Regions from separate parts of the Homo sapiens genome. Here region 1 is linked to region 2. Evidence: chromatin loops called from intact Hi-C (ENCODE). Cell type or tissue: heart right ventricle. All regions are shown on one strand. Each heading gives the region's core, and the rest is flanking DNA. Links, peaks and the distances in the headings are about the cores only.

What was found. Peaks named below come from ENCODE experiments on the same cell type or tissue, not always from the same donor. Only the 100,000 strongest peaks of a DNase experiment are listed, where the experiment ranks them.
Region 1: a loop joins it to region 2, with 9 times the contacts of the local background. A loop is called at or near these places in 6 of 110 quality-filtered maps.

Annotation. Positions count from the first base shown.
Region 1 is chr12:42,789,236-42,794,625 of GRCh38, forward strand. No RefSeq gene overlaps it. Among named protein-coding and RNA genes, the nearest start is that of LINC02450, 100 kb to the left of the region's middle. In heart right ventricle, for the core only: a CTCF peak has its summit at 3,240 (motif pointing right); no DNase peak of the experiment used is centred there.
Region 2 is chr12:42,732,992-42,738,381 of GRCh38, forward strand. No RefSeq gene overlaps it. Among named protein-coding and RNA genes, the nearest start is that of LINC02450, 43 kb to the left of the region's middle. In heart right ventricle, for the core only: no CTCF peak of the experiment used is centred there; a DNase peak (open chromatin) is centred at 3,220; H3K4me3 peaks cover 939 bases; H3K27ac peaks cover 2,632 bases.

The DNA of each region.
Region 1 (5,390 bases), core at 121-5,120, 56 kb after region 2:
CGAATACACCTTTTGTGTTTAAGCTACTACAGTTGAGTTTCTGTTACAGCTGAACTTAACCCTAACTGATACACTTTGTCAGTTTGATTTTTCAGCAGCTTCAAAGGACCAAATTGGAAGCAGGAAGGGCTGCTTCTGGTTGCAAGTGAGAAAAAAGAAAAATTATTACAGACCAGAAAATCAATTAATGGTGAGGTGGCTGACTTCAAACCAGTGAGAAGGTAGGAAAAGGTGTAGAATATTCATTCTTTTTTTTAATTGAACATAGTTGAAGTTGACAAGGCAAACTTCAGGTGCTTTTTTTTTTTTGGAGACAGAGTCTCGTTTCTGTCACCCAGGCTGGAGTGCTGTGGTACGATCTCAGCTCATTGCAACCTTCACCTTCCAGGTTCAAGCGATTCTCCTGCCTCAGCCTCCCGAGTAGCTGGGATTACTAGCATCATCATGCCTGACTAATTTTTGTATTTTTAGTAGAGACTAGTTTTGGCCACCAGGCCAGTCTCCAACCCCTGACCTCAAGTGATCCACCTACCTCTGCCTCCCAAAGTGCTGGTATTATAGGCGTTGAGCCACCATGCCCGGCCCAGGTGCTTTCATTTTTTTTTTTAAATGAGGATAAAATTATTTTTTTTAACTTTTATTTTAGGTTTGGGGGCACACGTGAAAGTTTGTTACATAGGCAAACATGTGTCATGGGAATTTGTTGTACGGATTATTTCATCACCCGGGCATTAAGCCCAGTATATAATAGTTATCTTTTCTGCTTCTCTCCCTCCTCTCACGGCTCAAGTGGACCTCAGCCTCTGCTGTTTTCTTCTTTGTGTTCATAAGTTCTTATCATTTAGCTCCCACTTATAAGTGATAACATGCGGTATTTGGTTTTCTGTTCAACTTCAGGTGCTTTTTGACTTGACACGTTAGACTCTTCATTCTCGCCTTTGTCGTCAGCATTTATGGAGCTAGGCACTGTGTGAGTGAGGACAAGCATAGTGTACCTCTGCACTCAAGGCGTTCACAACAGAGCCCAGGACGGTGAGAAATTGGCCTATGTGAGGACTTAGGGGTGTGTGTTGCAGTTATTTTGTGTAAGTGGGTAGTTGGAAGGGTTCTTTAGGAGAACGCTCCTATGGTTATTTACAGTTGTGGAAATTGTCCTAGGCCAAGTACAGACACAATGGCTGAGTGTAAAACCGAATACTCCAAGCTCCTGGTTTAGTTATCTAACAAATGACACTGCCTAGCTTGTCCTAAATCTCTTTCAATAACTGAAATTTATTTCCCTCTTGACTACCTTCTGACAAAGGGGCTCCTGTTCTCTTCCATTCTGTCATTCCCAGAAATACCAGTGCAAGAAAGCTTCATCAGGAACTAGGGTCACAGTGTCAGACAAAGCTTATTGTCTGGGTAGGTGATTTTATTCCAGGAAAAGAGCTCCTAAAGTAATACCAAAATACCAATAAATGTAGCTAGACTGACTCATTTTCAAGCCTTTTACGGTTCTATTTTGTAAACCCAACGTAGAGAATAATTAATTTCCAAAATCTACAGGACACCTTACTACCAATTTTTGTGGGGAGAGATAATGACTTGAATGGAACATAAGCAGAGAGTTGATTTTAAGTAAGGAAATGGGGTCAGAGAGAGGTTAAGTGGCTGGCCTGGGGTCAGATAGCAAGCTGGTGACTCAACTTTGCAGCTCCTGGATCTGAGGACTGCAAAGAAAACCAGAGCTCATTTCCTCTAGATAAGTTAACTGCCCCATATCTGTGGTCTGCCATAAGCTTTTAAGAGCCACATTCCTTTTGTGACTATAGACCTGAGTTCCTATGGCTTTCACTGGAGAATGGAAAACACTTTCAAGGTCAGACTGTGTTACATAGAGGGCAGAATAGCACTTATTTACCACCAAAAATCATCATGCAATTTGTAGGAACTGCCGTCTTTTGCATGCCTTCTGGTCTGCATGCAGCATATGCATAATAACCAGCTTGTACAATAGATGGAGTGTCTTGGAAACGATCACCTGCATTTATGAAGTGCTTACTATGTGTCAGGCATCTTCCAAGTGTTTTACATGGATGATCTCATTTAATCCTCATGATAACCTTGTGAGGTAGGTCAATTTATAGCCCATTTTACCACCTGGGATACTGAGGCCTTTCAGGGGTTAAGTTCCTAGCCCAAGTTGATAATGCTAGAAAAATGGTCAATTAAGGATTATGAACCCAGTTTGGTCTGACACAGAGGCCGCATCCTTTATCACCATGCTATTCAGAATTCTTGTACACACATACCTACGGTTTTTTTCTCTGCTTCTGTTATTTCAGTATTATAGAGTAAAACTTCATGCAGCGGTAATTTTTATCTTGACCTTAGACAAATAATTGGTCTGACTAAAAACAAACAAAAAAATGGAGATCTTAACAGCAAGATTGATTGTCCTACCTACCTGCAAACATTTCAAAGGTGCCTCTCTCACTGCAGGGTTGTTTTGGAAAGATCTTAGTTATATATCAAAGAAAATAATATCTTCCACACTAAAAGGTTGAAAATAGAAATATTTGGAAGTGGAACTCTATTTGAAGTTCTGTGACGTATGGTGACAATGTGAACTTCTAATACTCTTCATTTTCTGGAAAACACAATCCTCTAAACTAAAAAAGATGGTGGAATGGACATCTATGAAGGTTTTTGTTACTTGAAAAGTTTGATCCTAAAATGGATTTGTGTGTGGGTGCATTGGAAAATCATTCATTTCTTTTGAATGGGAGACAATAATTATAGATGAATAAGAAAAATACAACTTAAATATTAGAAATCATTGATTTTTTTTTAGGTGGCAAGATATCACCCTGGAATTATGGTTAGATATTGTAAATTGAGTTAAAAAATTTAGTTAGAAATGATTTTATTAAATAGGTGTGAAAAATCTCGATTTTAAACAGTGCACGCGTGTGTGTGTATGTGTGTGTGTGAGGCTTTGGAGCATTGGTAGGTTTCAGAATTCTGTTAAGCCAACTCTCATCAAATGATTACAAATATAAGAAGGAGGGGACCAAGCAAAATAGAAAAAATGAAAGTCATATTATAATTTTTCAAGATATGAATATTTTGAACCCATTCTTCTTTTTTAAAAAACATATATTATGAATTTGCAGGGATACACAATGTTGAGGTGGGAGACCCAGGGTCTCTTGATTCAGACAAGATGGGTAGAGCATCCCACCACCTGATGGCAGCAGACATGAACTGTGGGCTACTCTTTTTGAAGTATGAGTAAATTTCTTATAAACTAAAACTATAATTTAAAAAAATTAAAATAACCCTTTTTTAAAGTTGTAAAAGCAATGCTCATTTATGTCAAAATAAGACAGAAAACACAAATAAATGAAAAGGAAGAATTAAGAGTCATTTACAGTCTTAGAGATAGCCACTGTTAGTACCCTGGGGCATGTATTTCCAGGTCCTCTGTGTATGTGTGTGCACACAAAAGCAAACACGCATTAAGATCATTCTACATGCTATTTGTAACATGATTTTTCCACTTAATTGTATACTGTGACAATGATAATATATTATAAATGCTTTTATATGACATAATTTTTCATGGCTGTACTTGCACATTTGGGATTAAAAAATATTTTGCTATTATGAATACTGGGATAATTTTCCCTTTAGGAAAACTTTGAATTTACCATTAATTATTTTCTTGGGTTAAATTCCTATTTTTGTAATTTCTGGATTAAAGGGAATGCAGATTTGAAGATTTTTGAAACAGTCTATAGTGTCCTCCAGAGAGGTTTACCAATTTGCACTATGATTGTTTGTATATATGGGCCGAGGTTAGCTTGAAAGTTCTGAGGCAGTATTTTTGGTGACAATTATGACTGCATTGCAGATTGTGAATATTAAAAATAAGGTTTGATGTGGTTAGCCTAGAATAAAACATATTAGATGTGAATATGTTGTATATTACTATTGGTATAATTATTACCATTGAAATCCAAGATCTTTTGGAGGTCTAGATGAATGTCATACAAATTCATTGACTGCTGGCATAAGCCTTGAACATGTGGCAAGCTTAGATATCACTAAAATCTGTTATTTGAAGAACTTGCAAAAAATTGGCATGTGTGGAAAGCAGATGCCTTATATTGATAACAGTTAAGTTTTGCATTTGGAATGTTGAACCATGTGCATAAGGCTAATATCTTTGAGAAAATGTGGATATTTTTAACAAGAAAGCATATGCTTAAAGGAAAAAAAATCCTTCATGTGGTTTCAATACTTAATTTTTAGTGGAATGTTCTTTCCTAAAGGTGCGTGAATTATTTAATGCTCTTCATTTATGGAATATTATGTGATAGATTTGATTGTATTTTAATTGTGTTATTTGCATTATAGCCCTTTTAATGAGAACAGTAATTCTTGGACAAGGCTCTACATCATTGTTTAAAATGGTGTTGAAATTTTGTTGACTACATTTTCTCAGTCATCTCAATGAACCAGAAAAACACATTTAAGGTGGTAACATTATGTAAAGGTACTTTGATATATCCAGGCTTCTTGCAGGTAATTGATTCATTCCCTCCCTCCCTCCCTCCTTTATCCTTCCGTCCCTCTCTCCATCCCTCTCTCCATCCATCCGTCCATCCACTGACCCACCTGGCCAATCATTCATTTATTTTTATCACATACCTACTTTATATCAAGTCTAGTGTAAAAACTTTCATGTTATGGAAGAAAAAGTAGCAAATTAGCCCCACTGTCAACAATGGAGGGTTAGCAAATTACAAGAGTAAATTTGTGTGGGGAAACAGAAAATGAAAGAATTTGGGCTAAAAAATTCTTTTCTGTGTTTCTGAAAGTTTTATATAGGCTACCTTCTTTTAATATCTCATCTGGCTATTTCTATTCATTCTCATGGTTTAAAATGAGGTGAAACTTCATGCTGTAGTCATTCATTCACTCATTTATTTATCTAATATCTACTAGGAACCAGGTCCTTTCCTATTACCAGGGATAAGACACCAGCTTTTTCCTCATGGAGCATGATTTCTGGACTGTACTTCCCTTTCCACGCTGGCTTCCCAGTGGGTTAGCACCCTGTATTTACCACTGCCACACTGTATTGTAATTACCTGTTTATCAGTCAGTCTCTTCACAAGGCTGCTGTGCTCCTTAAGGGCAGAGCCTCTTCCCTGTTTCCTGCTCTATGTCCAGCCCCTGGCATAGTCCCAATTACGGTTGCCCTGTAAATATGTATTGAGTGAATGATTGTTTACTAATATTTTGCTACCCCTTCAGTTTACTTTAGGGCTATGTTTATCTTGTTTGGGTAAAATAGTTGTATACATCTTATGGCCATAAGAAACTTCTGTTTGACTTTT
Region 2 (5,390 bases), core at 163-5,162:
AACAAGACAGATAAGGGCCCCTTTCCTCTCGTAGGGTTTACCCTTCAGTGAGGAGAAAAGGAAAATAAACAAGTAAACCCAAAGCCCCAAGTTAATTACAGACTGTGACAATTGCACTGAAGTGAATAAACAAAGTAATGTGTGGAGAGACTGACTTCAAAGGGTGAAGGCTAGGCAAAGTTACTCATGAGGTGCCATCTGATGAGAAGTGATGGATGGAGGCCTTTGGGTCATGACTGGAACTGGGGTAGATTAGTGAGTCATCTGAGGCACACATGCCTTGGTGGAATACTACCTCTACTACTAACACCACGAGCTATTGTTTATTGAGCATTTCCTGTGTACTGGACTGTGTGTTAAACATTTTGCATACTTTATTGTATTCGATCTTTGCAGGAAACCTAGGAGATGGATGTTATTACTTCTACTTTCAGATGAGGAAACTGAGGAAGCTCAGGTCAGGTGATTTGTTCAGGGACACACAGTAAGTGGAAGAGTGGGCAATTAAATTTGGCTCTGTGTGGTGGCAAAACCTGCACTCTTTGGCACCACAAGATTTCCACCTTTGGTGATACAAGGCTGTGCTACTGACTGCAGACGAAGCATGACAAAATGCAAAGTGCACAGCCTTGCTGTGATAAGGATGGTTAATATTAAAAAGAGTAATAGTAATGATTTAGCCCTATCGAGCACCTACTCTATTCAAGGTTCATGCAAAGCACCTTGACATTCATTAGTTCATATAATCTTCAAAATAATCCTATGAAATACAGATGGGGAAAGTGGGGTTTAAAAAGGTTAAGCAACTGGGCCATGGCCACTCAACTGGTAAGTGGTAGGACCAGATTCACACCATGAGGTCTGGTTCCAAATCTTTGACTCCTTGCCCTTCTGCATCCCTAATAAAAGGAGTTAATGCGTGTGCAATGGTCTTAGACACAGACAAAGTAAAGCTTGAAAGAACTCATCTCCCTCATTCCCGCTCTTTTTTTTCCCCCTGGCCTGGTTCCTGATTTGTGTGACCTTGTCTTCTTGACTTGTGAGATACTTGCTACAGAATTGCTGTGCTCTCTTTCCCCATCCTGATTTATGAGGGTTGACAGTTATTGGCAAGTACCTGGGTATGTCACAGGATAATTTGCCACTTTTTTCTATCTTTAGAATGCTGTCAACCCAGCATTAAATCACCTTCAATCATTAATAAGCTGATACGGGTTATCTGTCATCATCTTTCCATAGATGGGGGTGGGGGCGGGGTGGGTTGCAGCAAGCAGGACACAGAGCAGCTAAACTGGGATGCTAAGGAGGATGTCTGGCCAGGTTCAGAGCCTGTGGCAGGCTCGGGAGCAAAGCCTTAGCAAGGACTCTGAAAAACCAGGGTGGAAATGAAGGTGGAGACTCCCAGGGATTGTGATCCCTCCAGGAAGGAAAGAGGCTCCTTGAAATGGAGGAAGGATAGAGAACCAAAGCAAACTTCACAGTTTTGCCCAGTGCAGCCTTTTCATGTTCACGTTCATGCTGAATCCACGCTGGTGCCACAGTGGTACCAGTCTATATTTTTGTATTGCTCTGTTTCTATCAGAGCAATGATGGCATCAGATGGCAGTGAATACCGGGGTTTACACCTCCATGTTGCTCTTCAACTGTGGCTGAAATCTGAGCCTTACCCTGTTTTTGGCAGATCTACTTTTGGAATGTTTGACCCGTTCTGCTTGGGCTAGTCGGCTTGGATTGGATGATATGTCAGGGGAAGACCTGGCAGCATTCCCTTCACTCTCTGGATTGATTTGGGTTGGGATTAGTGAGATATGGCCTCATTCTCTGTGATTTGGGGTTGAGCTGCACTGGGTTTGGGAGAAAAACGAGGGTTCATTCTCAATCTGCCAACCTAGATTTCCAGGTCTAGACCACCATGATCTCAATACCTGCCATGTAGTTGCGCTGTTTGAAATTCCTTTTATTTTTAAAAACTTAAATCTGAAAAAATGGTGGGAGGTTGTATATTCAAAGAGTGGCTTTATGCCTCACCTTCATCTTGGATTTTTGTGTGAAAAAGTATTTTGGCATCAGTGTTCCATGTTCTTTTCAGGCTAGCTATATGTAATAACCAGGTATCCATGCTAGACACATGAAAACTGTTAATTGTTTCACTGTTGAAAAAGGATTAGAACTGGGCTTGTGAAATGTTTTACAGAATAGCTTTATGTGGAAGAAGTTCTCAGTAAAAGCTAGAACAGTATCAGCATCATCTCTAATGTTTGAAGGTTGATCAGCGCAGTAAGCCAGAAGTCAGTGGATCTGGGTTCTGCTTTTTGCTTTGGCCCTAACTAGCTGTGTGACAGTGCCAGATCTCCTGGCTCTTTATGTCTTATTTCCTCAAAGTAAGGTTGGAGGGTGGAGGGTGGAAGACAGGAGGCTGCAGTAGCTGAGTCCTATGCACCCTTCTAACCATGATTACTTTTTAATGAAAGTGAATCTAGACTTCTACAAACTGTCTTTTTGAGTCACTGTCAGAGGCAGCAACTTGACTTTGAACGCTCTTGTGTTTTCACATTCTAACAGATAGTGTCTATCTGTATTTTAAAATCATGGTGGCAATCTTTGCCATGAATTTGGGGTTCAGCATTCTATTTCAGGCTCTGATAGTTGTGTGATAACGGGGTAAAAAGATTTCCACTGAGTCTTTTAAATTGTAGGACATCTTCTCTTTGGGTTTTCAAATTGTAACTTTGAACATAATCTTTTCTCATTAGCAGAGGCTTTGTTGAAGCTTTAGACACAGATATCAAAAATCAGTCAGCTTTATGGACTTTTAAAAAAAAATCTTTTTGGCAAGCTTCAATGTGTTGGAACAACCATGATACATAAAGGGACTACTTTGCCTGTTAACAGAAGTGCTAAAGACCAGGCTAACAGGTTTGCTGCTGTGCTAATACAGAATAATCTCTGATAACTATAATTAACTTGTACGCTTCTGTCTTAGGTTGACTCACCAGAACACTCACACCCTTCAAGATTGATATTCATTCCTCTTTGAGATACGAGCAGATGCTTCCAACAACTGTCTACAGCCACGATGCCGTAGCCTTGGTTTGTACGCATTTATCCCTGGCAGGCGCGCTATCTATTTTAGGAAGGTATTTTGACACTTTACCTCTTGGCTACAGTGTCTCCAAAAATGCACTCAGTGAACGGAACAGTCTCTCTCCTTGCAGGCGTGCAGGCGACAGTCAGCCCCAGCATGTTCTGTGGCAGAGTCAGCTGGCTCAAGACCAAAGCAGCTAATCAGCGTTGGGTCTGTTCTGGGGCTCAAGGAAGATGCCCTGCCATTCACTGACAGCTTTTCCCTGGGCTTTCTCTCCTTGCAGGCATTCTTATTCTGTGAAAGGGCTACACAGCTATGCTTGGGGATTCTAATCAAGGTGTCTTTGGATAAGGATGATCGTCTTGTGGGGCTTCAAGTTTGGACTCTTCTGACTACCCTCTAGTTTTTTCTGGTAATCCTGTAAACTGCCTGGCTTTTCAGGCAAAGCTGTTCTTCCTCTGCGTGGGTTTACGAGAGAGTTAGGGAGACTATCTGCTGCTTCCTTTTGGGGCAAAGGTGGGAATCATGATGATGAAGCATTTAGCAAATGAGGCAAATAACAAATGCCTCTTTGACATGCAAATAAATGTTCATAGAAATAAAAATTAAGGGATTTATATTGAAACATGGTCATAGTTTATTTTCTAGATCTGGGCAAGATAAATTATATCAGAAAAGAAAAATCTAACCCAATGAGAATACTTAGTGAAGTTTTACTAGGAAGTAGTAGTGAGGAGGTATTTCAATGGGGCTTCTTAATGGAGTGGGCTTCAGGAATGATGTGATGGTGATATTTTCTGAACAATTTTTGGTTTGCTAGAAATCCATGTTCTCCATATTCTCAAACCCTAACCTCATAGCACATAAACCACATTGTCAAGAGGACCTGCTGGTTGGTGCTAATGACATTTACCAAAAACACAAACTGCCTTTAGAGGAAAAAGAAGTCTATTCTTACTGCTGTTTATAGTAAATATTTAAAAAATTACAGAGTAGCAGCTGTCAAGTTTTCTGGCATGAAACATAGTTTTATTTGTTTTCAGACATCTTGGGAAAGTCTTAACTTGTTCTTTATTACATTTTCCTTAATTTTTTTTCTTAGGCTTACGCGTCCCCTCTAATGGATTTTTGTAAGTCAGTAATTAGAAGGGGTAAGGATTCATACATTTCTTTAACATTATCCTGCGAGAAGGAACATCTCATTACATTATGTGTCCTGAATAAGAAAAGCTATACAAATTGTTGAGAATAATATCTATGTGAGCAATCACATTGGCAACAAACAAACAAAAAAACCAGAAACAACTATTAGATCGGGTATGTATTCTTTTGGAGTTATCAAATATAGCTGATGAGATTTGCTGTGAATCTTCATTGGTGCCAGCAAGACTGGAGGAGAAAACACAGTTTTCCCAGATCTGGAAAATTTGGGTAATATCTCCCAAACAACCGCATAAAGGCTTCCATGCATTGACAGCTCCAAGATTCTAAGAGAGATAATCTGTTCCAAGATTTAGAAAACAGTGGTTGAAAATCAGGACATTTCCTGAGGATAAATGACCAGCTGGAAGGAATTAATTCACAGCATTAAGTTCAACCAAGTGCCATTAACCCGCCTGTTCCTTGGTATTGCTCTAGACTGGTCGTCATTTCTTCAGGACACATGTGCTGCTTTCCATCCAGGTGAACTGGAGACAGCAGAACAATTGTTCCTGGATAAGATGTCCCATAATACTATTCTTGTGAGTTTGAAAGTTTCCTTAAATGGCAAGTGCCATTAGCAGGGAAGTTTAATGCTGTTACTGGCAACTGAGGCTGGAAGGGTGGATCTAGCAGGCAGCAGAGCAGAGAACTGGCATGGTGCCTCTAGTCTGTTGGTTGTGCCAACAATCTCCAAACTCTATGCCACGTGCCTAGGGGTGTTCAACAAACCCATAATCTTGCAAATCTCAGCACTGGAACCTATCACTGGGCAACTTTTTAAAGTTATATCAAATAAGTTTGAGAGGAGGTAAAAGGAGTGATTGAATTAAATTAGAGGAAAAGAGAAATAACTGCCTGGGAGTATTCATAAAACTATTGTTATTACTTTTTAGGCCTTTGCAATTATACTTCAAAGTCAGGGAGCATCTTCAAAATTTCTCTATTTTCTTTTAGTCATTAATGATATCCTCTATTTGTTATTCTTTTACAGTACAGCATTTTTCAAAGTGAATGAATAGGAATTTTTATGAAGCAGATAAGCAGAGCAGTAAAGCAAAGAAGTCGGTGCAATTTCTAGATAGGAGAGTCTCTTGCTACTTTA